Linked DNA regions of Mus musculus: all the other regions are linked to region 1. A link is a loop called in an ENCODE intact Hi-C map of the cell type or tissue named here. Cell type or tissue: left cerebral cortex. All regions are shown on one strand. Each heading gives the region's core, and the rest is flanking DNA. Links, peaks and the distances in the headings are about the cores only.

Region 1 (5,873 bases), core at 514-5,513:
AGGTAGGCGAGGCCAGCATGGATAAGCAAGGCCACATCTCCGTGTGAGCCTCCTCCAGCAGGCTCCCCCTGGCCTCCAGACACCCACCCCATGATGGGAGCAGATCCTTCGCTCTCCACTTCCAGGGCAGGTGCTGAAGTTGAAGGCAGAGGCTGGCAGGCAGCGGTGATCTAGGCACAACATGTTGGGCCCACAGGCCGTGCCGTCCTCCACATAGCTCAGGTCCGAGCCATCAGCTAGCTGCACGTGGCCTCCCCTGGAGAGATGGTATACACAGCCTCAACCCCTGTCCTCTAGTCCCCATCACAGTTGTCCCTTCAACCTCCCCATCCACGGTTCCAGACAACACCTGCAGTCCAACTCCTTGCCCTGGTGGTAGAAGGTGACACTGCTGATGTCGCCCCCCAGATCCCCTAGCCGCGGAGCTCCAGAGATGTTGACGCACAGAAGGAAGCCACAGAGCACATCCCTGTAGGGACACATGGGGTCGATGAAGCCAAATTTCTCTGTAGACCCAAGTACCGAGCCTGCTCCTTCCCCTCTGGCCTCACAGGCTCTTCCTAGAGCCCTGCCTTTACCTCTGGAGATTCCCTGACCCTGGGGCGGGGATGCTACTTACTGCTTACTGCACTGGACCCAACCAGATCCCTTGCGTCCACAGTTTCCACGCTCTGTCCCCTCCACGTTCAGCTTCTCATAGCAGAAACGATCCGCAGCCGCTAGAGAGAGAAAGAGAGAGAGGAAGCATCACCCCACAGATCCCTGGATCCCATCTAGGACCTCAGACCTGCACCTCTAAAACTTGGGCCTAATCCTTAGGCTTGATGCCTAAGGTCTTCAGAAGCCACGTTGGTTGCAGGGCTTGTTCCTTCAACCAGCGTCCCAGCCTAACTCTGAGCTTTGGGTTTTCCCGAGTCTCTGGACTCACCATGGCCCCATAGGGCTTGGCACTGCCGGTCCCGGGTTTTACAGCGGCCTCCATAGCAACGACCCTATGAGCCGTGGGAGAGGAAGCATCAAGACACTGAGGGAGACAAGACTGCACTGAATTCGGACGGAAGGACCCCACCCCTATCCCTCATACCTGCTCATGATCACAGTAGTAACCGTCCAGCTTGTGAAGGTTAGGGGGACACTGGAGAGAGAGAGAGAGAGAGAGAGGCTGGCTGAGCAGGGTAGCCCAGAGCTGAGCTGAGGTTCGGGGTGTGTGTGGGGGGGGGTGGGGGGAGAATGCAAGGAACCAAAAGCTACCCCAAAGGGGCCACATGTCACATGGCTCTTCCACACGAAAGATGGGGGCCTGTTTGGCTCTGTGGATTTGACTGGTAAGTCTCCTAGCTTTTCCAAGCTTCCCCAGTTTCTTGCATCCATTACCCCAGAAGCCCTAGTTAACCCATGTTACGATCCACCAGATCCTTAGAATACACTAGACACTGGGCAGGCGGTAGGAATACCAGTGTCACTACAAATGCTTATTTAATGATTGACCGAACAGAGGTAGGTGGCTCGAAAGACCCCTTTCTCAGAGAAGAAAAAGCTGAGGCTGGTCAGCTGCGGCTACCCCACCCGCTAAGCAGAGAGGACACACAGAGTAGTCAACTCTTCAGCGCCAAACTTATAAGGGAGGGGGCTGTCTTGCTTTGAGCTCCCACAGAACAGATGGTTTGGCAGACCTGGCTTGAGTCGCCGGTGCAGGTCTCTGCAATGTCACACTCATTCACCGCTTCTCGGCAGGAGACACCTCGTGGCTCATACTAGGAAAAGCATGCATGTGTTTCTGGGAAGGATAAATATTTCCCCACTGCCCTTCCAGGGTTAATGTGCTGGAACGTGGGTCCCAAGGCCTGATTCTCATTTCCTGTCCCTCTCCACCCTCAGCAGTAAGGGTGACTCTCCCCTCCGGTCCTCAGCTCCTAACTCATTCCCCATTGGCGCTCTCTTCGGGACAAGGCCCGCCCAAACAGACTCAGCTCTTCCCCATTCCCGCCTCTTATCGAGGGCATCCAATCGTTTCTTTGCTTCTTCCCCCGCCCCCCGCCTCCCGCTCGCTAGGTCCTCACCTTGCAGCGGCGACAACAGAGCCCATCGCTGCACATGGCGTCGTGCGTCAAGGTGCATTTTTTGCAGCAGTTGCCCCCTGCTCGGCTGCACTCCTGAGGGTCGCGGGGAGAAGTGGAGAGGCGGGCTAGCCCCTTCCCACTCTGTATTCTCCCTTCCCGGAGCCCATGCGCGCGTCCCGGGCCCAGACGGGAGCCCACCAGGAGCGCTCACCTGCACCGACCCGCAGTCGCACTCCTCTCCCGCCTCCACGAAGCCGTTTCCGCACTCGGGAGGGTCCAGAAGCTGGAGGGAGAGGGGATGTCGGGAGCCTGGCTGGCACCCTGCCCACCCCCCGCTTCCCCGTTCTCCGCGCTAGTACCTTGAGGGGCTTGTTGAACAGGCAGCTCCCGCCTCCCTCCTGCAGAAACTGGTTGTATTCGTCGATGCTGCAGCGCGAGAACTTGCGGGGCAAATAGAACCTAGACGGGCGAGAGGGGAACTGTGTTGCTGGGGACAGCCCTTCCTCGAGAGACTTGGTTACTACTACAAGGAGACCGAAGGACTGCCCTGAGGTTGCACGACAATCAATCCCATACTCCTGTCTAGGAATGGGTGGAGGACGTCGCTTGCGTTCTTTCTCCTGAACCTCGGGACAAAGAGCCCAGTGTCGGAACGCCTGGGAGGGACGGCGCCTCGCACGAGGCTCGAGCGCCTCCCAGTGGCCAGAGTGCGCCCTGCAGTCTGGCAGTTTTTGGTACCCAAGCATCCCTGAGCTATTTACAGATAACCTATATTCTTGGTTATCCTGAGTAGTCCTGTGAGCTAGGTCCTCTTGAAGCCACCCATCTTGACTGTTAGTGCTCCTCGAAGGCCTCTTCTTACCCCAAACCCTTCCCAAAGTCTGTCTCCAAAACTCACCCAGTGTCCTCCATGATGCAGCCCAGCCAAATGTCTGGACACTTGCAGTCCCCTAAGAGGAGATTTAAGAACACATGAGATATAGAGTGGAGAAGCACCCCCACTGGCCCCTTCTTCATTTCTTGAGGCTCTGTGTGGGTCTGGGAGGGTTGTTGGTACCTGCTGAGCTCCGGTGCTTATTCCACATCATGCCCAAGTTCTGCCCTAGCGTCTGGGCCAGGGTCACCGCCATGGCACCCATGTTGCCATACTAGGGATGGGCAAGACAGAGCACAGGATGTCTGCATGCTCCCAACAGTCACTGGGTCTTAGCAAGCCTCTGTCCTGGCTGGGCCTCTGGGTGCTCACCTCGTTCACACCTCCACCCCGGGACAGTGAACAGATGCCTCCCACGTAGGCCGCCCCGCTGCTGGTGCTCTGGAAGGTTCTACCCCTAGAAGGGAGAGAGTGGTCAGGATGATGTCAAAGGAGCAGTGGGTTCCAGACCTTTCTATCAGCCTGGTGGCCTCAGGCCAGCCCTTCCCCTATTTGGGTTCATTCACCCGTAAGCCAAATGGAGGTTTCAGGGCCTTTAATTGGGTTTGTCCATCACTAGGGTACTTCATCACCAAAGAAGGGGTGACGGGCAGCCTGGCAGAGAAAGGCAAAGAGCACATTCCCTGCACAGCCCAAGGTGCAGAGGATACCCAGCTGGTGCATGTGGCTGGAAGCAGGTGGCAGGTGGCAGGTGAGCTCCACCTGCAGGGTCCCCGAAAAGATCGCCTGGCACAGGCGGTAAGAACTAGCAGCCAGCAAAAGCTGGCAGGGTACAGTGTGGGGACTCACGAGAAGAGGTGGGTGGCATCACTGGGCTCAGGCAGACCCTCCCGCCGGTAGACCATAAGCCGGGCCAGGGTCTCCAGTAGGTCATCCTGCACCTGGATCTTGTCCCCATCTGCCCACGTTTCCATGGCAACCAGAACAATTCTTGTGTTGAGCTGTTCCTTGTATATCTGGGCCCAGAGAGAAGATGGGGGAGGGGCTGGAGGGAGGCTGCAATCTATATTTCCAAGAAGTGGGGGGAGGGGGGGGTCAGTGACTGACAATGACTCCTGGATGCCTGCATGTGGGGGAGAGGGAGAGGGGAGTAGGGACGGTGCTTACCACATCTGCCAGGTTCACAACAGATTTTGCAAAGTTGCTGGTGAGGACCACTGACTGCCGCATCTGCTCAAACTGCCGAGAGAAAGGTGGGGTAAGAAGGCAAGGCTCCCCCGGGCCCCTCATCCCAGGGTCCCCCCTTAGCCCGGGAACTTACCAGCTGGTGGTCATTGATTACAATCAACTCCACATACTTGGTCTCGCTGTGCACTGTGGGGTGGCCCCTGCGGACCTGGAGGGCGGGTAGGCACTTGGAATCAGTCCCCTCCATGAGCAAACCATGGGCAGACTTGTGGGGAGGGGGCATTCTCGTCCCCAGTCAGGGATGGTGCCAGCCCCCAACTGGCCAGGAAATACCATCCCTCCCAGCCTGGAAATGAGAGCAGAGGACCCCAAAATGGGGACCTGTGTAGACACCAGTTCTAGGGAGGAGTTGAGGGGACTCTTTCTGGAGATAGTTCCCTGGCCCCTGACCTCATCGCTGTGAGCTCTCCTTTGCCCAGCCATAGGAGGGGATGACCTGCCTTGGACCATCTCTAAGGTCTTGCAGCCCGAGGCTGTGCGGGCCCCGTACCTGCCTTTTCCTTCTTAGCTTGGGCCAGTTGGGGAGAGCAGACTGGGCAGGGACAGCAAACAGGCAGCCTGTGGGGAACAGTAGGTAAGAGGGGCCCGGCCGTCCAGCCCCACCCCCTTCCCCTCTCTTACCTGGCTCCCTGCATCCAAGGGGGGCTGGGAGGAGAGGGGTCCGGTAAATGAGGTGGGGAAGGGGTCCCTGAAATGAGGGGATTTAGTTCTTGGGGAGCCAACCAGATCTGCTCTGAGCCCAGATTGGGGGCAGCTCCTGCCCTTCCCCCACCCCACCCCGGGGATGACCCAGAACTGGCCAGAGCTCCCATGTCGGATCTGATCTCCCAGATGCTCAGATTCCAGGGTCAAGACCTGGGGGCGCCCTGAGAGACAGGGGCAAAGGACACTGGAGCCCAGTGAGAGGTCACTTGGGGGACAGAGGGGACATTGGAGATGGGGGCACAGAAGGTAGGAACCAGAGCTGGAGTCATCCAGGGCAGTGGGGCTGAGGTTACTGGAGGGGCGGGGGAGGAGGTGCCACAGCTGTCGGGGGCAGTCACAGCATGGCCATCAGAAGGAGGGCAGGAAGGCTCTGCTAGCCTTGTTTACCTGTGGGGGTCCCCAGGGCCCAGCTATCTCCTTAGGCTCTACGATGTAAGTCAGGTTGCCATCAGAGAAGACCCCACTGTAGAGAGAGGCACGGTTCGCCACCATGCTGGGCCAGGCACAGGCCCCCACCGCTGCTGAGTGCCCCCCACTCACTCCCCCCCCCCGCTGCCGAATGCCCTCCCCCACTCACTGCAGCCCCTGGCATGTAGAGAGTGCAGCAAAGGACTGTGGGTTGCCCCGGAGTTTCCCATGGTAGTAGCAGTGGTCTCCAGCCCCCTGTGGAGTGGGAAAAGCTGTGAACAGGACACCTTGGTCCAGCATGGAGGCAGCAGGACAGTACAGGGGAGGGACTGAGGTCTCAGGAACACTAGGGCTTTAAGCTGGTTCTGTCACCCGTGAGCAAGCTCTTAACACTTTCTGGGCCAGCTTCATCTGCCCCGTAAAATGAGGACACTAGGCCACAGCAGCAGCTCCTGGCTATTTGTTAGGCTGGTAACAGATCCCAGACTCCTTTGAGACCAACAGCTGGCTCTTACATAGGACCTGCCATACCCCAGGCCCTGTCCTGAGCATGCCACCTACAGTGTGTCATTTAACCA
Region 2 (5,873 bases), core at 351-5,350, 280 kb before region 1:
CACCCTCGCTCCTGCCCACCACCCCGGGGCACCACTGGCCTCTGGCAGTCGGTAGAGCTTCATGGTGCGCTGCATGGTCATATTTCTGCTCAGATGGGAGAACTTCACTTCAATCAGCTTCCGAGGGTTTAGGGATCGATGCCAGTACCTGTAGGAACATAAATGTCCTGGCCTCAGAGGACTCTGGGTAGTCCCACTCATTAAGAGGACAAGGGCAGGGGACCTCAAGGTGATAGCAGGTGTCATGAGGCAGCCCCTCTCTAGAAGAGCAGCCTCAGCTTCCTCCAGGGGGCCAGGGAATCTTCCCTCCCTGCTCTTCCATTTCAGAAGCCATTCCTTGTTAGATCAGGTGTCTGGGGAGCACAATCCTCTCTCCGGCAATCAGGCCAGGGGAAGGCTGACAATGCCCAGGAGACTGGCAGGCAGGCGCTCGCTCCCCCTCCCGCCTGCTCTGTACTCTCCTGCAGTTATTATTTATGCAGCTCTCTAGGCAGAGAGGATTCAATTGTTTCAAACAACTTTCTAAGATGGAGGTCATCCTTAGATTACACAGGGATCATCAGACAAGCTCCCCTTGATCCACAAAATATTCATAACCCCTCCCCCCACTCTAACTGCTGGCAATCCCAATTCGACAATGTCTAATCTTTCTTCCCACTCCCTGAACCATACTCTCCCTACATTCCGAAATCTTCTCCATCTGCCTCTTTCCAGTACCCCATCCCCAAAAAAACTTGGCCCAGAAAAGGGCAATGCTGTGTCTCGGGGACATTCCTCCTCCCCTGCATTCCCAGGACCTGCAGGAAGCAACTCTTACCTGCAGGTGCCCACAGGCTTTGGCAACACCACTCCGGCAGTGTAAACAGCTTGGAAAATGCCCTCCAGGTGGACCCGCCGGGTGATCTCTCGGATCAAAACTGGAGCCACCCTCTTAGAGCGCAGCTTCTTGTGGACACACAGGAAGTTGATCTCCACCATCTTCTTCTCTCTGAAGAGAGGCAAATTGCTGACTTTCACAACTTTCCCCATTCAACGTAAGAGGAATCTTGCCAAGCAGGCAAACCTCACTCGAAGGGATGCACTCGGCTGTAGTCTCCATTGAGTAGTCACTACTGGGGACCCCACCCACTACCACTTTCTCCTTGGCAAGCTTGCCTCACACCATCTACTTCAAAACAGACGGGGGCGCCTTCAAATGCCTTTCTCTGAGGGCACCCCTAGCACTGCCCTGTGGAATCCTGAGAGTGGGCTGGGAGGCCCACCTGAGGCAAGCAATGGAGAAACCCCAGAGTAAATCAAGGCTCATCTAGATAGGAGACAAGGCTGATCTTGAACCTGCTAAGTAACTCGGGCCAGCCTTGACCCAAGCTTAGATTACAGGTGTGTCCCAGTGCCGGCAGATACTCCAAGGTTTTGGTTCTCACATGAATTTACAGCCTGTACACCCAGAAGATGGCCGCAGATGACTGTGAAACCATCTGAGCCTGAGTCACACTGGCTCCTGCCCATTTCTGACGCTGCTCAGTGTGTCAGCGTGTGACTGGGGCAGGAATGCAGGCGTGGATGGCCTCACTACAGGTCACAGACAAGGCTACCAGCTACAACTTAGAGATAGCCTCACTATGTAGCCTTGGCTGGCCTTGAACACAGGGCTCCACCTGCCTCTGCCACCATGTGCTGGGGTTAAAGGTGTGCGCCACCATGTATGTCAGAACATGTGGTTCTATGACTAGTGTCACTCCCAATACACAGATGCCTCCACTCCACCAGCCCCTCCATCCTCCTCCAACAGTGACTGCGTAGCCTTCCTCTTCCAAAACCGGCAAGATGATGGCCACAGGGCTGGTGCTTACGTGTCATAGATGTGGATGTTTGCTGGGATGGCACTGATGAACCCAACCAGTTTCCGACTTGAGACCACTCGGACCCCACAGTGCCACTGTGGGAGCCAACCTGGTGGCCGGAGAGCCCTGGAACAGAGACAGGGACAGGAGCTGTGGCACTGCTCATAGCAGGCAGGTACTAACACCTGGGGTTAGCAACTGTATTCTCTTTAGGACCAAGACTTCCTGGACACCAACACATCAAGACACAACCGTTTCTCACAGCACCTTCTTGTGCTGCAGATGGTGCCCAGTCTCGCACATACATTCCAGGCAAGTTCCTTGGTACCACACTACAGCACCACACAAGGTTCTGTAGGTCCCCTAGGCTGGCCTGAACCTTGTGACCATTCTGGTTCAGCCTTTTAAGTACAGCCGTATGCTAGGTTCTGTGTTTCTGTTTTTTGAAACAGGTTCTTATGGTGTAGCCTCAGCTGGCCTCGAACACACAGAGATTTGCCTGTCTCTGTCTCTGCCTCCCGAGTGCCGATTTTAAAGGTGTGTGCCACCACGCCCAGCCTTTATGTTCATCTCAAAGCTTGGACTGGAGGTCTTCTACGCAAAGAGCCAGTCGTCCTTTGGTAAGGAACTACACGGTGCTCTGAGACCCTGGGCTCTGTCCCGCCTCTCAGCATCGCTCCTTTCTGCTTTCCCTACCTCCCAGGGTGATCCTGCTCCACTTCAGCCTCGTGCCTCTATCTGCTGAGAGGTTGAGTGTAGCCCAGGATAGCAGATGGTTTATCCAGGATAGACTTTTTCTATAATTGAGCATGCTCAATAACTGGATTGTAAGGAACTTTCTTTCCAATCTTAAGGGCTCTTCTGCTCTTCTCCCCTTGAGAAAGTCACCATGGAGTATATGGTCTTTGCTGGGAAACAACTCTGCATGTCTCCCTCTAGCAATTTATTTTAAGGAAGGTTTCAGTTCTAAACACCACTTAAAGCAAGTCTCCAGATGTACAAACTGAGGGACACAGAGATTTCACACTCAGCGGCTGGCTCTTGGGATCTGCTACCTGCTTTGTCTTCTAACTAGGAGAGGTTTTGGAGACTGGAGACCAGGCTATTATCACACTAAACCTCTGGCTCCTTCGATTTCCTAGCCTCCAGAATCATGAGAAACAAATTCCTATTGTTTCCAAGTTAAATAAAGATATAAAAGACACCCCTTATGACTTACCACAAGAGAAACTCTGGGGAATAGTCGAATCGGAACATATTGTCATCATCTTCCACGTAGTTCTCGTTCAGGAGGGTGTACAGCTCTTTCAGCTGCGGAGAGAGAGGGAGCTCACTGAGATGCTCTGCCAAACGGGGCAACTTCAACTCCACGCAGCGCCAGGCTTCACAGAAGGACAAAGCAAACTACCAAATCCACCCCAGGTCTCACAATCCCTTTCAACCCAGGCATGGAACGTTGGCTTCTTTTAGAACAAGAACCCTTGGTTGCAATAAGAAATGGAACCACTAGAGGGCAGGGTCGCACACTTCAGTACACAGCTGCATCTATAGAACCTGCTAACCAACTACTTAAGATTACCCTGGTCCCCAGAGGAAGCCTCCCATTTTCTGTGAACATGCTTTGGAGAAGTGAGTTTGGGGGCTGATTAAGGAATCACTTACTTCCAGGACACCACTGCCATATTTAAAAAACCAAAAACATGATTGGATTTTTTCATTTAGCCCAACAAACTTTTTCTGCCTTCATAAGCCATCCCCATCAGTTGGCCCAAGTAGAAGAAAACTGGTTTAATGACCTGAGTTCAATTCCTGGAGCTCACATAAGGCAGAAGAGAACTGACGTCACAACACTGCCCTCTATCTCCACAGGGATATATGCTATGGCCCACACCTGCTTCTCATCTCCCATCCTCCCACCCCCACCTCACCAGTAAAAAGCTAAAGAAGGGGGCTGGAAGGGGGTTGGCAAGATGGCTCAGCAGGTAAGAGCACTGACTGCTCCTCCAAAGGTCCTGAGTTCAAATCCCAGCAACCACATGGTGGCTCACAACCACCCATAATGAGATCTGATGCCCTCTTCTGGCATATCTGAAGACAGCTACAGTGTACTTATGTATAATAATAAGTAAATCTTTAAAAAAAAAAAAAGGAAGAAGAAGCATCTGGGCGTGGTGGCGCACATCTTTAATCACAGCACTTGGGAGGCAGAGGCAGGTGGATTTCTGAGTTCGAGGCCAGCCTGGTCTACAAAGTGAGTTCCAGGACAGCCAGGGCTACACAGAGAAACCCTGTCTCGAAAAAAACAAAAACCAAATCAAACCAAACCAAACCAAACCAACCCCTCTGTTCCTAAGACAGGTATGGCAGAACTGCTGACGGTCCTTGAGAGGATCTCTACAATCTAGTTGAAGGAAAAAGGCACTTAATAAATTGGGAGGGTGTGTGTGTGTGTGTGTGTGTGTGTGTGTGTGTGTGTGTGTGTTTCCTTACAGAGAAAAAAATTCTAAATCCCTGATGTTAAAACAGGAGGATAACCAGTGTGGTCATCCTGCAATCTCGGTGCTCAGCAAAGTGAGGCAGGAGGTTTGACTCAAGTTCAAGGCCAGCCAGGGTTACATAATAAGACTCTGACTCAAGGGGAAATAAGAAAGTGGCCGGGGGAGTACGCGGGGGGAGTACGTGGCTCAGTTGGTAGAGTCCTTGTTGAATAGTCCAGTACACACAGAGCTCTGGGTTCAATCCCGAGCCCAGCAATCAGGTGCTGGCGACACACACCTGCTATACCAGCACATCCGCCTAAGAAACAAACCCTGAACACGTGCTGGGCATGGCGGCGTGGGACTGTCACTCCAGCACTTAGAAGCTCTCTGTGATCCCAAGGCCACCTTGCTCTACAGAGCAAGTTGCAGGCCTGCTAGGGCCACACAGTGAGACCCTTTCTCAGAACCAAACCAAACCAAACCAAACCAAACCAGAACTAAGTACATGGATGCATTCGCACCCACACTTGGGCACACCCGGTTCCTGCTAAACACACATGAAGAATGTGAATTAGACACTGGGGAGACGGCTCTGTGGTTAAGACATCTGCTGCACTTCCAGAGGACCCCGGTCACTTCCCGACACCCAGATCACATGTTCACAACCATCTATAATTAGCTCCAAATGTAGCGTTGGGCCCCACATGTCCTGTGCTGGTTAGTCTTGCCAAATTAACACAACCAAGCATATCTAGGGAGAGGAAATATTATTTGGGAAAATGCCTCCGTAAGAGTAGACTGTTTCAGGGGCTGGAGAGATGGCTCAGAGGTTAAGAGCACTGACTACTCTTCTGAAGGTCCTGAGTTCAAATCCCAGCAACCACATGATGGCTCACAACCATCCATAATGAGATCTGATGCCCTCTTCTGGGGTGTCTGAAGACAGCTACAGTGTACTTACAGATTATATATAAAGATAAATAAATAAAAAAGAGTAGACTGTTTCTGTCTTGACTTCCTGTTACTCATGGCGTGTAAGCTGAAATAAACCCTTTCCTCCCCAGGTTGCTTTTGTTCACGGTGTTTTATTACAGTAACAAAAGTCCTGAATAGGACAGTCACATACCCACATGCAAGCTCACCTTAAATCACTAGTAAATATAACAACAATAAAGAGGCAGCTACTGGGGTTGAAGCTCACTGTTTAGAGTGCTTTCTCAAGACATGAACCATTATTAAAAATGCACAAGGTGCTGGGTCGCCACTGAGGAAAGGCGTGGAGGGCAGGACCCTCAGCAGCCCAGGTCACAAGTCAAGCAAGGTACGGACAAGAAGCCAGGCAGTGTGTCAAATGCCTCTAATCCAGCATTTAGGAGGGAGAGGCAGGTGGTCTCTGTGTTCGAGGCCAGCCTAGTCTACATAGTGAGTTCCAGGATAGCCAGTTACGTAAGAGAGAGACAACTTGCCCCCAATACAAAACAAAATAAAAGAAAACCAATGACAAGCAAAATAAATAAACAAAATAAGAAAAAAAAATAAGGTTCCACAA
Region 3 (5,873 bases), core at 594-5,593, 91 kb before region 1:
AGTGTGCCGCTTGTCTCTTTCAGCCTGAATCTGTCCCCTCCTTTATCATCTGTCCCTTTTTTCCCTAAAGAACTCTGTGGAAGGCTCTCATACGTGCACAAAGTTAACTAAAGGAATTGAGGGCAGTGTTCCACAGGATAAGCCATCCCAGTAGCGCTGTTAGTGTTGTAACAGTTACTGTTGGAGTGAGGCAGAGCACCACTGTTCACAGGATAAGCCATCCTAGTTGCATTGTTAGTGTTGTAACAGTTACTGTTGGAGTGAGGCAGGGTTTTGTTTGGGTTTTGCTTCTTTCAGTGGTTCCATGCTGACCTCAGACTCCACATCATTTGCCGCAGCCTCATCAGTGCTGCTGTTAGAGGCCTCATTGTGGGTTTCAGAGGTTTTTCCCTTCCCTCCCTCCCTCCCTCCCTCCCTCCCTCCCTCCCTCCCTCCCTCTTTCTTTCTCTCTTTCTCTCTCTCTCTCTCTCTCTCTCTCTCTCTCTCTCTCTCTCTCTTTCTTTCTTCCTTTAAGGTGGTTGTGGGTGAGATAGGGTCTCTCTCTATAGTCCTGTCTTGGAATTTGCTATGTAAACCATGCTGACCTTGAACTCACAGAGATCCTCCTGCCTCTGCCTCCTAAGTGTTGGCATTAATGGTATACCACAGTACGAGTGCCCAGCTTTCCCCCCTTTTAAAATACTTATTTCCTATGAGAACTTCTAAATATTTCTTTCCTTTAAAAACAAAACCAAGGGCTGGAGAGATGGCTCAGAGGTTGAGAGCACTGACTGCTCTTCTAGAGGTGCTGAGTTCAATTCTCAGCAACCACATGGTGGCTCACAACCATCTGTAATGGAATCTGATGCCCTCTTCTGGTGTGTCTGAAGACAGCTACAGTGTACTCATATGCATAAAACAAACAAACAAAGAAACAAACAAAAAGCCCTAAACCCAGATTGTTTCTTTTTATTTTTATGACACTCACCTGCTTTGTTTCCAATGAAGGAGGTGAGAACCTGGGGTCTGTGGCCTCTGAGCTTACATCATTGCTTGCTCTTCTCATTTTTCTTTTTTTTTAACTAATTGCCCTTCAATACTGATTAAGGCACATTACCTTGCTTGCTGATGTACAAGGTAGAACAGACCTGTAATCCCAGCTACTCCAAAGGCCCCATCAGAAATTCAAATCCAGCTTTGTGTAGTAGCTCATACCTTTAGTCCCAGGACTGGGAGGCAGGACAGGTGGATGGGTCTCTGAGTTAGAGGCCAGCCAGAAAGGAAGTTATTCGAAGCCTAACTACCAGGGTTACAGAACAAGGATGAGGTCAGCCTGAACAACTTAGTGAGACTTTGTCTCAAAATAAAACTTCAGAGCTAAGGGTATTGATCACCTAGTATGTGAGATATTCAATTCCTAATATTCCTTGCCCCGCCCCCCAAAATTAGTTTTGGGACCGGAAATGTAATTCTGTGGTAGAATACTTGCTTAGTATGTACATATTCTGAGTTTATTCTCTAGCACTGTAAAAAAAAGTATGTGTGCACAGGCCTCTAATCCCAGCACTCAGAGGCAGAGAGATCTCTGTAAGTTTGAGAGCAGCCTGGTCTAAAAGCCAGTTCCAGGACAGCCAGAGAAACCCTGTCTTAAAAACAAAAAACAAACCAAACAAAAAATGTGTGTGTGTGTGTGTGTGTGTGTGTGTGTGATATCTAAAAAATCATGTCAGAGGTCTAGATAAAAAGAAAGAATTACACCCACTACAAGGAGAACCATTTGTATGATCAGTTAGCAGCTGATAAACCCCAGGAGCTGAGGGATTCCTTTGGTCGGGGATAAGTCCTGAGTATCTGTCTGTGGATTTCAGAGAGGCGTCGGCATCAAGAGCACTCCGGTGACGGTGGTGCTGCCGGACACCAAAGGGAAGTCTTACCTCTTCAACATCATGGACACGCCAGGTGGGCCCCTTGACCTTTACTGTCACAGCCTTGTCCACGCTCTGTTTGTGTTCCGTTTCCGCAGTACGGAGTGTTCTTGGTGTTTGTATTCTTGTTCAAGGGTTTCCTTTTCTTTGACACAATAGTAGTCTCCTGGCCTTTGATGTCACATCCATCTTTACAAACCCTGTGGAATTTTAAATTTTAGGAACTTTGTGTGCACACTGATTTCAGTTTATGTTAGGCCCCAGGCCTAGCCATGATGAAATAAAGGTGAGTCAGACCTAACCCCAAAGAAGTGGACAAAGTGTGTCAGGGTGCCGTGGCCCTGCCACCAGCTGTTTCTTTCGTGGAAAGGGCTGACTTGATGCATAAGTGTTTGATTTAATGTCTGGGCAATCTGGGATCTGGCAGACTTGCCTTCAGTGCCCCATCAGGTTCCCATGCCTGGCACTCTGGTGCCCCGGCCACCCCGTCCTCTAGCTGTGCCTTGCCTGGAGCGGCTCGCCATGCTTCCTAGGCCTTCCTTTGCCATTCCCCTGTCTCCAGATCATCATAGCTCCTGCACTGTTGGGTACCTGTCAGACTAAATTGGTGTGCCGACTGCTTTACCGTCTCTATGTGGAGACTTGTATAAAACTTTAATCCCAGGATGGGACTCAAATGGGAGAAGTTTATACACTGTGAGGTGCTGTGGGCAGGAAGAAGGATATTTGGAGTTCATAGGACTGGTTCCTTGGGTCACCCTAGAAGCTAACTGCCTCCTTCCACCAAACGATAGCTGGATATTTGCTTTTCAGGTCATGTGAATTTTTCTGATGAGGTCACAGCTGGCTTGCGCATCTCAGATGGAGTGGTCCTTTTCATTGATGCTGCTGAGGGGGTAAGTTTGTCTGGGCTCTTAGAAACTAGTCCCCTGTTAACATGCCCCTACTAATTCTTCTGAGAGCCAGGACACATGCAAGTTTGTAGGCTCAGGGTTTCTCCAAGTTTAGGGAAGTAAGCGACATTCAGAGTTAAAGATTGTACTTGAAAGTCTATGTTTCTAAACTGAAAGATTGGATATGCTAATAACTTCATTCATACCATTCCGCATGAGACACCAGCAGAGGGAGCCAGAGGCGCCTTATTAAATACTGTTCCGACTTAGTCAAACCTTGTACAAGGAACTCATTCTTGTCTGTGTATGATTTATCTCTATACTAGAAACATGTTCTCTTGAGTCTGTTCCTGTGAGTTGTAGGAAAGTATTTACAGACTGTTTTCTTTCTTTGTTTTTTGTTTTTACTGAGATGAGATCTCACTGTGGGGCTGTCAAGTAGGTTAGTTCTTACGGCACTTGCTGCCAAGCCTGGCTACCTGAGATCAGTCTCTGAGCTTACGTATGGTAGAAGCAGAGAAGCAGCTTCCAAAAGTCCTCTGACATCCATACCACACCATTACAGGAACGTACGCACGCATAAAGATAAATGTAAATTTAAAGCTAAAAAGAGACTGGCAAAGGTTTAACCCCAGCACTTGGGAGGCAGAGGCAGGTGAGTCTCTTAATTTGAGACCAGCCTAATCTATAAAGCGAGTTCCAGGACAGCCAGGGCTACACAGAGAAACCCTGTCTCGAGAAACCATAAAGAAAAAAGAAAAAAAAATTAAAAAGAAATCTCGCTGTGTGGCTCAGGTTGGCCTAGAACTTACTGTCTAGCCCAGGTCTGCCTTCTGAGTGCTGGGATTGAAGATGTGCACCTCTCCACCCAGCATATCCTCATACCTGAGACTCTGGCTGACCCATCTGGGCTCTCAGGTTCCTGTGGCTGACTCTTTCACCCTTTGACATAGCTCGGGTTTTAGTACTTGCTTGTTTTTTTCCACTTTCCCTGCTCTGGTCCTAACACCAGCCATTTCTTCAATGAGTTCTGGCTTCCTATATAGGGGAGACCACTATTTAGAAACAAAGATCTGGGGGTGCTCATTGCTGCTGTGATCCTTCACTTCTAGGCCCATTCACTGAGCACAACTATCTAATGCACACCCACACACCTGTCACTTTTCTGCACAGGGGTGTTAAAAGCATCAGACATTCAAAGTGAATGTAGCTTTGTGTGCCTGTAATCACAGCACTTTGGAAGTAAGAAGATTACTAGAAATCCGAGGCAACCTGAGGCTGCAAACCAAGGCCTTGTCTAAGTAAATAAGTGAAGAAAGAAAGAAAGAAAGAAAGAAAGAAAGAAAGAAAGAAAGAAAGAAAGAAAGAAAGAAAGAAAAGAAAAGAAAAGAAAAGAAAAGAAAAGAAAGAGAGAGAGAGAAAAAGTGACAACAAGCAATAAATGGCTTATTCATCCAGGCATGGGCGGATACCTGTCGTCATAATGGCTCTGTAGGCCAAGGCAGGAAGGAAGACAGCAGATTTACACAAGTTCGTAATGCCCTGTGTCAGAATAGACTAAAAAGGCCTGGGGATGTAGCTCAGACAAGGCTCTGGGTTTAATCCTTAGGATCACAGCAAAAAGAAAAAAGAGATTGTACATCATTCATCCTAATACTTCTAAATCCAATAAGTTCTTCCTAGCCTTCTAAGTCCCTTCTCTGGTGCTGAGACGCCTGGGTCTCCAGTCCTCGTCGTATTTACTTGCTTCTCTGTGCTGCTGAGTAGGTACCCTCTTATCAGTTCTGCATCTGCCGTGGGCATGATCTTCCAGCTGACACTTCACCAGGTCCTCCCCCTTGTACTGAGTGTGCTGAGCGTGTTCTCTTTGGTTCTGCTGTAGATTTTGTGCCCTCTGCTCTTCATACCACCTCTAGACCCTTGTGTTTCTCAGGTGATGCTGAACACAGAGCGGCTGATCAAGCACGCAGTGCAGGAAAGGTTAGCAGTCACCGTGTGTATCAACAAAATCGACCGGCTGATCTTGGAGCTGAAGCTGCCTCCAACAGATGCTTATTACAAGCTGCGACACATTGTGGATGAGGTCAATGGATTAATAAGGTACAAGACCCTGCAGAGACCCTGAGGATTTCCTGTCTTTAGGAGAGTCTGGCTTTTATAAATCTTAATTTTACCCTTGAGCAACTTTTTGGTGTGTGTTGATGAGTTTGTCGGACAACTCAGACAGTACACGTCAGGTTTCTACAGGATTGACTCCAAGCGTAGTCTTATCAGCTCAGTGTCTTAACCAGTCGTGCTGTTTAACACACTTCTGGCTTTGTTGTTAATAGGATCTAAACAAGTCTCACCGTTACCTCAGACCAGCCGTGTTAGGTTGGGTTGCATATTTAAAGCTTTGTTTGTTGTTTATTTGTTGATTTTATGTGTCTGAATGGATCGTATGTATGTGTACCTTGTACGTGCCTGATACCTACAGAAGTCGTAAGTAAGGTGTTAGAGTCTCTAACGGGTCAGAGAGTGGAGAGCGTCTGTGTAAGTGCTGGGACTGAACCTGGGTCCCGTGCAAGAGAAATAACACTGCTCTACATTCTGAGCCATCTCTCAGCCCCAGAGCTCGTGGGTTGTTGCTTGTTTTATGCGTTGGGTGTCTTGCCTGTGCACCATGTTCTGCTTTTGCCCACAAAACCTCAGAAATTAAAGTGGAAAATAAGAGGGTGACACTAAGTGTCACCTGGTCTCTCTGTCTGCGTGCATCCACATACACAGAATACACACCAAACAGTAGTTTGATTTGAATGCCTGAGGTGGTCATAATGGTCCACACCTATAGTCCTGGCACTCAGAAGGCTGCAGCAGAATTGCCAGGAGTTTGAGGTTAACATGGGCTGCAGAATGAGACACTATCAGAAAACACCAAGGCTGGCAGGCTGGATCAGCAGGTAAGGGACTTGCCTATCTGTATCTTGTTCAATCCTCAGAGCCCAGGTAGAGATGGGGGGGGGGGGACAGACTGCACAGAGTTGCTTTCTGACCACTCTCCTATTGGCGTGTGCACACCATACACATCTATCTGCTT
Region 4 (5,873 bases), core at 436-5,435, 78 kb before region 1:
TCACTCACAATGCTTCCTTTTCTCTTCAGGAGAAAGTTCACCAAAAAGGCTCCCAGCAGCAGCTCCCAGAGGAGCTTCGTGGAGTTCATCTTGGAGCCACTCTATAAGATCCTGGCCCAGGTGAGTGTGGGCCGCCTGCCTCACGCCTGCTCAGTCATCACTTGCGTGTGTTTATAGTGTTTGTGTGGGGCATGTGCATGTGTGTAGGCCGGAGGTTGATGTCTGTGTCTTCCTCTTTAACATTCGACCCACTTTTTTTGAGGCAGGATCATACACTAAGTCTAGAGCTCACCACTTGCCTAGATTGCTTGGCCAGTGAACTTCTCTAGCCCATCTCCATCTCTCAGTGCTGGGATAGGCTATGTCTACAAGCACACCCAGCTTGTTATGTGGGTATTGGTTCCAGCGCAGGGCCTCATGCCTTCACAGCGTGCTCTAAGACATCTCCCCACCCCCATCATCAATTATTTATTAAAAGCCTTTTATGGGTGGGTAGGGGAGTGGGGGTGGGTGGGTATGGGGGACTTTTGGTATAGCATTGGAAATGTAAATGAGCTAAATACCTAATAAAAAATGGAAAAAAAAAAAAAAAAAAGCCTTTTGACCCAGGAGTCACACACCCTTAATCCCAGTCCTGGGAAGGCAGAGGCAAGCAGATCTAAATTCAAGGCCAGCCCAATTTACGTAGGAAGTTCTAGGACAGCCAGGACTTGTAGAGTCTCAAAAATTGCAAAACCTTTTGGAGGGCTGAAGAGACAACTTAGTGGTTAAGTTCACTTGTTGCTCTTGTAAGGAACCTGAGGTCACTTTGCAGTACCTCACAATTATGTGTGGCTACAGCCACACATTTGTAATCTGCCTGGGACAGTGAGGCTCAGAATTCTGTGAGCACCTGTTGGGCAGCTCACAAGCACCTGTAATTCCAGTTCCTGGGTATATGGTGCCCTCTTCTGGTCTCCTTGGGCATCTGCATGCATATGGTATACACACCCACCACACTCAATGCATTTGTACATACACATAAAATTAAATTAAAATTTTAAAAAGTTTTGGAGGCTGGACATATAGCTCAGTGTGGTAGAGTACTTGTCTATCATACACAGGGCCTGGGAACATAAGCCTGTAATCTCAGTACTTTCAGGATTTAGGAATTAGAGACATGAAGATCAGACTTCAATGCATATCCTTAACTACCTAGTGAGTTAGAGGCTAGCCTTGACTACTTGAGACCTTGCCTCAAAAAACAAAGGATCTGGGGGGGTTGGTTCAGCAGTTAAGAATATTACTGCTCTTACAGAGGACCTGAGTTCAGTTAAGCGCCACTCACGGGAGGGGCTGGAGAAATGGCTCAGTGGTTAAGAGCACTGACTGCTTTTCCAGAGGTCCTGAGTTCAAATCCCAGCAACCACATGGTGGCTCACAATCATCTGTAAAGGGATCCCATGCCGTCTTCTGGTGTGTCTGATGACAGCCACAGCAACAGTATACTCAGATATATAAAATAGAAATAAATCTTTAACAAAGGAAAGAAAGAAGAGAAAGAAAGAAAGAAACTAACTAACTCACAGGAATCCACCTGTCTCTGCTTCCTGAGTGCTAAAAATAAAGGTGTGTGTCATTATACCCAGCTAAGGAAGATGTTTATCATACTGTTATCTATAACTGCTAGAAAGAAAAGTCTAGAAATATGTTAAGTGTTTATATCATTGAAAACCTGTCTAAGTTAATCACGATGTATCTCATAAAATGAAGTATTTTGCAGTCACTAAAAGAATGCCTAATGCTGGGTTCTGTGGTGCACACCTGTAGTCAGCCCTGAACTACTAGGGAGGCTGCAACTGAAGGAAGATGACCAACTTACACAACAGTGAGAAGACCCCGGCTCAAACAACAGTTGCTTGTGCTGTGTCTGTCTGTCAGAATGGTTGTAACAGCTTCATTGTGACCATCTCAGAGCACATGTGATGTTTTTGAGGTTGACAGGGTAGTAAGGATGTAGTTGCCTGGTCATGGAGCCTGTAGACTCTGGTGTCAAGATGCTGGAGCGAGAGGCTCAGAAGGCAGAGGCCAGCCTGTGCTACAGTTAGTTCAAAGATAGCCTGGGCAACTTAGTTGTTCAGCCCTGTCTCAAAACAAAAAGTTAAAACAGGGCTGGAAATAAGTTAAATGTTCATCTCATTGAAACCCTGGCTGAGTGAATCATGGTGTATCTCCATGAAACATTTGCCTCACGTGTGATTATCCCTAGGGTCAGTCTGCAGTGCCACACAAGAAAGAAGGTGGGAGGGAGGGAGGGAGGGAGAGGGGGAATTAGGAAGGCTGTGGTTAGGCTTTTGCGATGCTTCAAGTAGAGTATAGCACTGTGTTTAATGAATTCGTGCTAAAGCGCCGAGCTGTGGAGGTGAAAGTACCCTGCAGGAGCGTTCATGCAGATCTTTCTTCCAAGACAGGACTAGAATATGCAGGCTGTCCAGTCAGTGCTGTGTACAGTGGATACACACGTACGGATGGATGGTCACATGCACACACCGTGTGTGGCCGTTGCATCCCACAAAAGAAGAGAACATAGCAGCAGAACAAAATAATGACTAGAATTTATCAGTGATAGAAAACACTTAGGATCTCGTGTCAGACTGGAATGGATTAATAAAAGAAATTTATAGAATCTGCCACTGTAGAGAGACCTTAAGTCTGCAGAGGATGATTTAGCCTAGCTCTGTACTGACAGGTGGCCTTTTTTGGTTCCTTCCAGTGTAATAAATGAGCCTCCAAATCTGGGCAGTGTTTAGGTAGGATGGCTCAGACGCCAGGGGGCAGCACTGACAGTGTGTGGAGACCTGACCAGGTCAAGGCTAGGTAGCATAGACTCACTCCTCCAAATCAGACTGTTGTTGCCCAGAGCCCTCCCCGCTGGAGGCTCCTTGTAAGATTTGTCTCGGCCCCCTTCGCTCATGTGGAATACTTCTCTAGGGTTGTCACTACATAGTTGACCTTCTATGTGCACAGGTGGTGGGTGATGTGGACACCAGCCTGCCAAGGACCCTGGACGAACTTGGCATCCACCTCACCAAGGAAGAGCTAAAGCTGAACATCCGCCCCCTGCTCAGGCTGGTCTGCAAAAAGTTCTTTGGCGAGTTCACAGGTAATAAAGTCGTTCAAGGCCCGTGACGTTACTGTCCTTGGCTGGCAGAGTGGCTCACGGCTGCAGTGCTGCAGCTTGGCAGGTAGGTGAGGATCTTAGGACACTCTGGGCACATGATGCCTCACCGTGAAAAACAAACACGATCCTGTGTGTGTCCTCCCACGGTGGCTTGGAAGCTCTCTTCCCTGCAGGGGCAGCAGAGTCATGATAGTATTTAAACCAACAACAGGGTTTTCCCAACTGTTTTCTTTAGTTGCTCCTTGTGTTGGGAAAAAGGAATTCAATTTCCCATGCAGGTGAAGCAGATGGTGGCAGGCCTTGGTCCATTTACTGGGGTCAGGAGGAAGGTGTCTAGGGATATGCGCTAGTTGGGAAGATGCAGGTGAGGACTCAGGAGATGTTTGGTTTTCTTCATCACTGTGACAACACCTGATAGCAACAGTTTATTTCAGCTTGTGCTTTGAGAGGGTATAGTTCATTGTGGAGAGAAAGACATGGTGGGATTCACGATGGTGACAGTGGACAACTGGCTCCTGACATCTTCACAAACCAGGAAACAGCCTAAGCTACATATAGAGCCAGACTGTGACACAAAACCTGTTTCCCGGCCACCTACTTCCTCCTGCAAGGCCCACCTCCTAAAGGTTCTGCAGCCTCCTCAAACTGTACCCCTCCTGGGGAGCCTGTGGGGAAATGTCATATTTGGTCAACCCCCTTCCCATCCTGCTGAGCCCCATTCTTGTCTCAGTTATGTAGAAGCCAATAAGACCTGAACTCATTTTTGTTGATTTGAAGACATGGTCTCACTATCCAGTCATGACTGGCCTGGAACTCACTATATCAACCAGGCTGTCCTAGACCTCACAGATCTGGCCACCTGTGCCTCATGAGTACTGAGATCAAAGGTATGCACCACTCACCTGGCAAGATCTGAGTTTTTATTCTGGCCTGCAGTTTTCAGGGGGTAACCAAGCCAGCCTCCTAGTTCTTCTGTGACTGATTCTCGTCTGTAAATAAGGACAAGTGTTCAGAAATGGTAGCTCATGCCTTTGATCTCATCACTTGATAACTGATGTAGGTTTGTCATGAGTTCAAGACCAGCATGGACTATGTAGCATTTTCCTGAATTATAGAGCAAGGTACTGTCTATAGCTGTGAAGCTGGCAGTGGTGGCACACGCCTTCAATTCCAGCACTTAGGTACAAAGGCAGGTGGATCTCTGTGAGTTCAAGGCCAGCCTGATCTGATCTAAAAATAGAGTTCCAGGATAGCCAGGGTTATATAGTAAGAACCTATCTCAAAAAGTGAGTAGTGGAGGGACAAGGAAAGGTTCCTTTTAGCAATCATGGATTCTAAGTCTGGTGGAAATCTGATGTCTGAACCTTTAAAGCTCATATTAACTCTGGACTGGCCATCAGTCTGAAGACACTGGACCCTAGTCAAAGCAGATGTGCTTGGTACTAGGACTGTGGCTCATTTGTTTGATCTCCAGACTGAAGAAGAAAAAGGTTTTACCAATCCCAGTGTCCTAATGAGCAATCTCTCTTTCAAGGCATGTTAATGGGCTAGGGAAGCAGAGTAGCTTTCTGACTAGAAACATGCAGTGTTTCTCAGGGCAGGCTGGTCAGTTGAGGACTGTCCTAAGTAAGTCTAAGGAGGACACATGGGGAAGTTATCTGGCAAAGTGCAGAACTCAGCAAATACTTGTGTTCAATAAAAGCATGGTTCTCTTTAGCGATAGAATGTTGTAGAGTCTTAGTCTGCTGTGAACAGACACCTTGACCAAGGCAACTCTTATAAGGACAACATTTAATTGGGGCTGCCTTACAGGTTCAGAGGTTCAGTCCATTATCATCACGGCAGGAACATGGCAGCATTCAGGCAGGCATGGTGTAGGCAGAGCTGAGAGTTTACATCTTCATCTGAAGGCTGCTAGCAGAAAGCTTCAGGCAGCTAGGATGAGAATCTTAAAGCCCACACCCACAAGACCACATCTCCCAACAGTGCCACTCCCTGGGCCAAGCATATACAAACCATCACAGAGTCTTTAATTTTTTTGTGAGCTAGATTTTAAGGAATTGTGTCCCACTAAGACCTGCTTCTTAAACTTTCTTGATGCCAGGCACTGGTGGCCACCTTTGATCCCAGCACTTGGGAGGCAGGGGCAGGCAGATTTCTGAGTTCGAGGCCAGCTTGGTCTACAAAGTGAGTTCCAGGACAGCCAGGGCTACACAGAGAAACCCTGTCTCGGAAAAAAACAACAACAAACCCAAAACAAATCCTGACATCAGTCTAACTCTAGAAGTGTGTGTTTTCTCCTCATAGGAAATAGATTTCCTTAGAAGTGTTAGCTTCTGGGATGAGTCCATATGTTCCTTCTACCCACTTACCTACGAAGAACGTGTACCAGTGGTATAGTAATGGCTTCCTGTTCTTCCTCCATAGGCTTTGTGGACATGTGTGTGCAGCACATTCCATCTCCAAAGGTGGGCGCCAAACCCAAGATCGAGCATACCTACACTGGCGGCGTGGACTCTGACCTTGGCGAGGCCATGAGCGACTGTGACCCAGATGTAAGGGAGCATGCCCCCAGTGCTGCTTCTGCATCCACAGCGATGTGCAAGCATATTGCTCTTTTGCTGTCCTTGCTTGTCCCTCCTTGTAAGCAGAGTCAGTCCTGCAGTCCAAGCTTGGTCGTGGCTGTCCGAGTCTGTGACCTAAGGATGCTAAT
Region 5 (5,873 bases), core at 1-5,000, 220 kb before region 1:
AACGCTCAGAAAACAAAGCTCTTAAAAAACTGTATGTAGGGACGGAAGAGGAATGTTAGACTGCTTGCTAGTCACCAGGAGGAGCTATACCTTGTGAGGCCGCCTGGAGTTCTTCCTACAGAGACTGGACCTGTGTGATCTGTGATGCTTCTGAGAAGACAGGGGAGGAGTAAAGGAAAACACAGCCATAACAGAATCAAGTGTCACCGTCACAGCCCGAAGCCCGGGCCTCTCTGTTCTGCACCACACTTTTGGGAGGGTGGGTGTACTTCCAAGCAGCTGACAGCCGTCTCCATTCTCCTTCAGGCTCCCCAGCCATAGACGTGTGGCATTTAAAGCTTGCGTCCTCTGTAGTGAGGTTGGCTTTCATAGAGAAGGCTCCTCTCATGTCTGGCTCTCTTCTGTTTTCTCTGGTTGCAAATAAAGGCCTGGAATGGTAAAAATTGTCCCAAGGAAAACTCAGGCTGATTGGCAGGCAGAAAGGCCTAGATCGTGGAGAACAAGGGCTACAGCCCTCTCTCCTGCTCTTGTCAGAGGTCTACTGGTTGATAGGACGAGGGGCCCTGCTGTATAGGACTTGTCACCGTTCTGTGTGGCTACAAGAGAGGGAGTCTCCTAAGGGAAGGTGCTGCCTTGGCCTCTGTTCCAAATTGGGCCAGACCTAGCTGCCCACTGCTGAATCTTGCCCTGGAGAGGGAGGCTGGGATCCATGGTCACGTTTGCTCTGCCCTCAGTGACCGTGATACACAGCTGGCGCGGCTGATGAAGCGGAACAACCTGAACCGGGAGGATGCAGAGGCGAGGATCAACGCCCAGCTGCCCCTGAAGGACAAGGCCCGCATGGCCAATCACGTTCTGGACAACTCGGGCGAGTGGAGCCTCACCAGACGCCAGGCCATCCTCCTGCACGCCAAGCTGGAACGCTCCATGGAGTATCTGCCGCTGCGGCTTGGGTTCCTGACGGGCCTCGCAGGCATCGCCAGTCTCCTCTACCTGCTCACCCGTTACCTCCTCCCTTCCCCCTAGCTGGGTACACCCAGGCAGCAAGCCTTAGGCTTCCTTCTCCTTGGAGGCCTGAGTTAGGTACCATGTCCACAACACTACAACTCTCTTGACTCTGAGACTGGCCCCTGCGGTGGGGCGGCTTTGGAGTGTAACCAGTCTGGGACTCAGCAAAAGAAGCCCACTACCCCCCGCGCCCCACACACACACACCGACACCCCACCCCACCCGAGCCCTACCATTCCTAACTACCACTGCAGAACAACATCCATGGTGGCAGGAAACCAGCGGTTAGCAGGCTCTGCGGCTCTCCCTATGGTTACGACTGTGTAGCCAAAAGTGTCTTGGGCTTGAACCTTTCCAGAGCATCTGCCGCATCATGGCCACAAGCTGTCTAGTGGACCACAGCAAATCCTTCCAGACTGAAGGCCTCCTTCAAATAGAGCTCTCCTGTGTGCAGTGTGGTTCTCCTCCTGGGCGTGCCGTGGCTGGGTCGAGCAGAGCCCTTTGGAGCAGTCCAGCTTCTGATGGAGCTTTCCTCACAGCTAGCCACCACCCCGTGCTCTCGGCATTCCCCAGGCCCCAAGCTCTCCTACCTCTGTGCCTTCCCCACATGCTCCCTGCCCTGCAGTATCTTACCCCTGGCTGCCCCAGGTCAGGCTCCAGCAGCCCCAGACTGAGTTAGGTGCTATAGAGATCACCTTCCTGTCTCATCCAAATCCACGAGAGAATAACGCGTAACCTGGTTGGGTTCTCCCAGACTGTACGCCTCTAGATGGCAGGGCCGATTCATCTCCACTCTAGTGTACCACAGCCTGCCCCACAGGTGCTCAATAAATGGAATTGCTCTAAAATGTCCACTGAATTCCACTTGGCCTTTGTTCACACTGAGGGGGCCTAAGCATAGGACTCTAGTCAGACCTGTGCACCTCTGGGAAGTCGGTGGAGCCGTGGGGAGATCACATACACTCGCCACAGGTCTGCTTTTTTTCTTCCCCAACCCAATTAGACCGGTGCAGACATCAGCCTTCCCGGCCGGCGTCTACAGACCTGCTGATGTGTAGATCTTGTTCGCAGCAGCCTATTAAGGCCAAAAATGAGTGTGACTAATGTGAAGGCAGCAGTGGCCATTCTTAATGCCCCTTTCACAGAGCTGCCTAAGCCTCGGAGAGCAGCTCATTAGCTCCCCGCACATTTCCAAGCAACAAAAAAGGGCTGGGACGGTCAGTGAAGAGCTGTCACTCACAGAGTGTCACAGTGGCCTGCTCCCTCGGGTGGGTGGGGTCGAGCAGAAACCTGGCAGAGCAGAGTTGTGAACCCCAGCGGTGCCCTGTAACTGAGAGACCCATCCTGGAATCCTGTGGAGTGCGGGACACTGCGTGTACAGCAGACCACCAAGGGATTTGGTTAGGAGAGTGCAGACTCGGAACTGCAGACTTTGAGTCCCCTCTCAGGAGGAGCCAGAGACCCAGGTCTGGGGTCCAGCTCTGTCTCCTTACCTTTGGTTTCTGCATGATAAGTTGAGGACAGTAAAAACCTTTGCAAAACCTTGGAATTCAAGCAGGAACTTCCTCAGCCCCTCTCTAAACTGCATCTAAGATGATGCAGAGCGTGAGAGCAGACTGGTCTGGAAGGTGTGCAGAAGCTAGTGTAGCTGTGTGCTGGCCCTGGCCACACCTCAGCTGCCCTCCTGACCACTGGCTAAGGTGGCTTTGGGGAATGGCTGGCTCACTGGACCTGTGCCTCTCCAGAGCAGGTGTCCTCCCCTGTGGCCAGCAGGTGGCAGCACTCACTCAAGCCTGGATCTGGGCCCAAGCCGGAGCCCTTAACTTTACCCCCCACCCCCACCCCCAGGACAGTAGACTGCCTCAGAGCCTCTCTGATCCTGAGCAACAATTAAAAAGTCTCGCCGGGCCCACGCCTTTAATCCCAGCATTTGGGAGGCAGGGGCAGGTGGATTTCTGAGTTCGAGGCCAGCCTGGTCTACAAAGTGAGTTCCAGGACAGCCAAGGTTATACAGAGAAGCCCTGTCTTGAAAAAACAAAAAAACAAAACAAAACAAAACAAAACAAAACAAAAAGTCTCAGATGGGAGTCTCGGAGCAGAAGTGCGTGCTGGGAATCCCAGCCTTAGAGAAGCTAAAGCAAGATTACGAGGTTAGACACCATTGAGTTGCCCAGCCAGATCTTGCCTCTGTCTGTCTCTTCCTCCTGTCCCTGGGCCACAGTTCCTAGCTTGGGCTTCAACCACCCTAAGAGGAGCAGGAGGATGCTGTGTGCACACACTCACCTGCTTCTTGGCAAGCGTTGAAGGATGCAGGCAGCCCCTAAAGCTGCTTCCCTCTCCTGGTCCAACTTGCCCAAGGTTAATCATGGGTTTGCACTTGACCAAAGCACAGCCTGTATCATCTTCAAATCTTCCCAGTTCTGCAAACGGTGTGGGTGATGTAGGGGCAGAATTTACACGGGTTTCAGAGGTGGGTGGAGGCAGGTGCAACCCAGTGCTGTGAGCACCATTCTGGATTCCCAACGATGATGTACTGACACCTTTATCTGCCCTAACTGACAACTCTTCAGATGACTTCTCTATCCTATGGGACAAGGGGCAGGGCAAGAGAAAGCTTGGGAGTAACTGGACAGGAGGATAGTGTCTTTCCCCAGGGGCCCTTGTTTCACAAAGGCACTCGATCTCCAGGACTGGGCGGCAGAAATGACTGCAGGCGAGGGGGGGTTGCATGGATGGCCAGGAGAGGCCCTTGAAGATGGCCAGAGAGGCCGAGTGAAGGTAATGAGATGTGGTGTCCTGCTCCCCTCAGGGAAGGGAGGATGCGGCTGTTGTCTGAAGCTGCACCCAGCTGGGACCCAGAGCCGCCTCTCCTTGCTCTCCACCCCCTCCCTTCCCCATCACTCAGATTCCAATACAATTTCCAGCTAACCAGCATGTCGATAGAACAAGTCGGGCGGCTGGATTGCCGGCCAATTACAGGGAATCATTTAGCTCCACCACAGCTCAGCCCTCCGGGAAGGGGGGCTGGGGGACGGAGCGAGAGCAGGCTTCCGATGGACGTGCGGGCAGGGAAGGGGCTTCCGGCTGAAGGCAGGGAGCCTGCAGCCGATCCCCACTCTCTCACACACACATACCCCTGAGCAGGAAGCACAGGAAGGGGGTGGGTGGGAAGTCTCTTGAGGACACCAGCTGCGGGTCCTCAGCCGCAGGTCCTTCCTCAGCCTCACGCAGAGCTCTGTCTGGATCCAGCTTTTTTTGCGGGGAGATTGGTGCCCCAAGCCATAGAGAAACACAGAGGCTAAAGGCCCACGGGGATGATTCCTGAGGCGAAGTATTGTGCTTCAGGGCTTTTGCCTGGAGATGAGGAAGATGGAGAGCCACAGATAAGACCCATCTGCTCCAGAGAGAACTGGAGAATAGGACGGGGTGGCACTCGGGACCCTACAAAACTCTGAGGGCCTACAAACCTGCAATTCCACAGACAGCCCCAGCATAGGAGAATAGGGGAGGCTTCGAATATTAGAATACCCTGACTTGGCTAATGGATTAAAAAAAAAATGTAGCCAGCCTTTCAGTCTAAAAGGTGGACCATGGAAGTGTGGGAGGCGGGGGTCCTCCTCACCTCCCCAACCCTCCTGCCAGGGGTCCCACCTCAGGCTCCTGGGAAAGGACACCAAGTGGCCTCCACTCTGTCTGCCAAGATCTGAGCTCACTTGGATGCCCCTCTGCCAACCCCATTCCCTCCCTCCCTCCCTCCCTCCCTCCATCCCTCCCTCCCCTAGTTCCCCCCAGAAATGTCTTCAGCCACCCTTCAGTAGCCCATACCACAGAGCCTCTGCCTCCATCTCCCAGTCCCCGATGAAGAGCTCCCCTTTTCTGTCATGGGGCATTCCCCACAAAGTACTGAGCAGTACTTGAGGGGCAGAAACTAGTCTATGGGCCCCAGTCCTCAGTGAACGGCCATTGTGGCTGTTTATCTGGAACCCCAGAAGTACTGTGACAAGTGATCCATCCCTTTCTCCAAGTTATAGCTACCCCACCCCCACCCCCACCCCCACCCCCACCCCCACCCCCACCCCCAGATGCTTCGCCTTCCAATTCCAAAACCTCTCTTCTGCTCTCCTTCGGTGCGGGCCTGGCGTGGATTTCACTGGTGTGGCCCTGGCTGTCCTGGAACTCACTCTGTACACTAGGCTGGCCTCAAACTCAGAGGGAGCTGCCTACCTCTGCATCCCGAGTGCTGGGATTAAAGGCTTCACCTGCAGCTCTTTGGCCCACTCAGTGGTAGACAGATGGGCAGCCGTGGGCAGGGAATAGGAACCTGGGATTCTGGAAGAAGATGCAGAGAGAACACAATTGAGGTCATCTTCAAAGTTACTCTGCTGAGATGCATCCGGAGAGCAGGGTCAGCGCCCAGGGAGCCCTTCTTCCAAGGCCTCAGTTGTAGTGTGCAAGCTCAGACATCGGGGCGGAGGTGTCTGGGCTGGTTCTGTTTGTGACCATGGTTTGGTGCTTCTGGGCTCTCTGAGGTGCCCCCTCTGGCGCAGCCTCTCCCGGGCCGTGCGCCCAGTGCTCGGCGATCCGAAAGAGGGCGCCGATCCTGCCCTCATAAGGAGGTGCCTACCGCCCGCCGCTAGGCGCTCGGCAGCCCGCAGGCTCGGTGCCATCGATCCGGCCGTGGGGACCCGGGCGCGCTGCCTCCCCACGCTTGCTTATCGCTTTTAATTGAAGTTTGTTTGAGCAGAGCGAGGAGCAGGCAGAAGCAGAAACCAAATATTTAGTTGCTGCAAATTGGCACCTCCAGATCAATTACCCGGCCCGTGTCAGGGCCTGCGCCGCCCCCCGCGCCCTGCGGAATCTCAATG

The links. A loop is a pair of places that touch in the nucleus more often than their neighbours do. Peaks named below come from ENCODE experiments on the same cell type or tissue, not always from the same donor. Only the 100,000 strongest peaks of a DNase experiment are listed, where the experiment ranks them.
Region 2: it touches region 1 in a loop (2.1-fold over the local background); 2 of 42 quality-filtered maps call a loop at or near these places.
Region 3: it touches region 1 in a loop (6-fold over the local background); 29 of 42 quality-filtered maps call a loop at or near these places.
Region 4: a loop joins it to region 1, with 3 times the contacts of the local background. A loop is called at or near these places in 32 of 42 quality-filtered maps.
Region 5: it touches region 1 in a loop (2.0-fold over the local background); 14 of 42 quality-filtered maps call a loop at or near these places.

What each region holds. Positions count from the first base shown.
Region 1 is chr11:102,770,912-102,776,784 of GRCm38, reverse strand. It overlaps Adam11 (a disintegrin and metallopeptidase domain 11), which reads right to left. Exons shown (of 27, transcript NM_009613.3): 5 at 5,465-5,550; 6 at 5,275-5,350; 7 at 4,804-4,870; 8 at 4,673-4,740; 9 at 4,256-4,330; 10 at 4,102-4,173; 11 at 3,784-3,950; 12 at 3,307-3,391; 13 at 3,118-3,208; 14 at 2,959-3,010; 15 at 2,420-2,519; 16 at 2,272-2,343; 17 at 2,061-2,153; 18 at 1,674-1,754; 5 more. Among named protein-coding and RNA genes, the nearest start is that of Adam11, 12 kb to the right of the region's middle. In left cerebral cortex, for the core only: CTCF peaks have their summits at 1,750 and 2,760 (motif pointing left); DNase peaks (open chromatin) are centred at 1,983, 2,756 and 3,771; H3K4me3 peaks cover 1,158 bases; H3K27ac peaks cover 937 bases.
Region 2 is chr11:103,052,480-103,058,352 of GRCm38, reverse strand. It overlaps Nmt1 (N-myristoyltransferase 1), which reads right to left. Exons shown (of 12, transcript NM_008707.4): 5 at 3,064-3,155; 6 at 1,854-1,970; 7 at 818-988; 8 at 40-148. Among named protein-coding and RNA genes, the nearest start is that of Gm42090, 7.7 kb to the right of the region's middle. In left cerebral cortex, for the core only: a CTCF peak has its summit at 3,355 (motif pointing right); a DNase peak (open chromatin) is centred at 3,346; H3K27ac peaks cover 807 bases.
Region 3 is chr11:102,861,635-102,867,507 of GRCm38, reverse strand. It overlaps Eftud2 (elongation factor Tu GTP binding domain containing 2), which reads left to right. Exons shown (of 28, transcript NM_011431.3): 8 at 1,848-1,938; 9 at 2,718-2,800; 10 at 4,731-4,897. Among named protein-coding and RNA genes, the nearest start is that of Eftud2, 16 kb to the left of the region's middle. In left cerebral cortex, for the core only: a CTCF peak has its summit at 3,026 (motif pointing right); a DNase peak (open chromatin) is centred at 3,034; H3K27ac peaks cover 359 bases.
Region 4 is chr11:102,849,026-102,854,898 of GRCm38, reverse strand. It overlaps Eftud2 (elongation factor Tu GTP binding domain containing 2), which reads left to right. Exons shown (of 28, transcript NM_011431.3): 13 at 30-120; 14 at 3,007-3,142; 15 at 5,588-5,715. Among named protein-coding and RNA genes, the nearest start is that of Higd1b, 16 kb to the right of the region's middle. In left cerebral cortex, for the core only: CTCF peaks have their summits at 940 (motif pointing left) and 2,817 (motif pointing right); a DNase peak (open chromatin) is centred at 2,817.
Region 5 is chr11:102,990,034-102,995,906 of GRCm38, reverse strand. It overlaps Dcakd (dephospho-CoA kinase domain containing), which reads left to right. Exons shown (of 5, transcript NM_026551.3): 5 at 735-1,851. The coding sequence ends at 1,026. Gm34620 (a long non-coding RNA gene) reads right to left here. Exons shown (of 4, transcript XR_389059.4): 1 at 5,233-5,873; 2 at 4,143-4,362; 3 at 3,292-3,428; 4 at 1-428. Among named protein-coding and RNA genes, the nearest start is that of Gm34620, 3.0 kb to the right of the region's middle. In left cerebral cortex, for the core only: CTCF peaks have their summits at 77 and 2,767 (motif pointing right); a DNase peak (open chromatin) is centred at 2,776.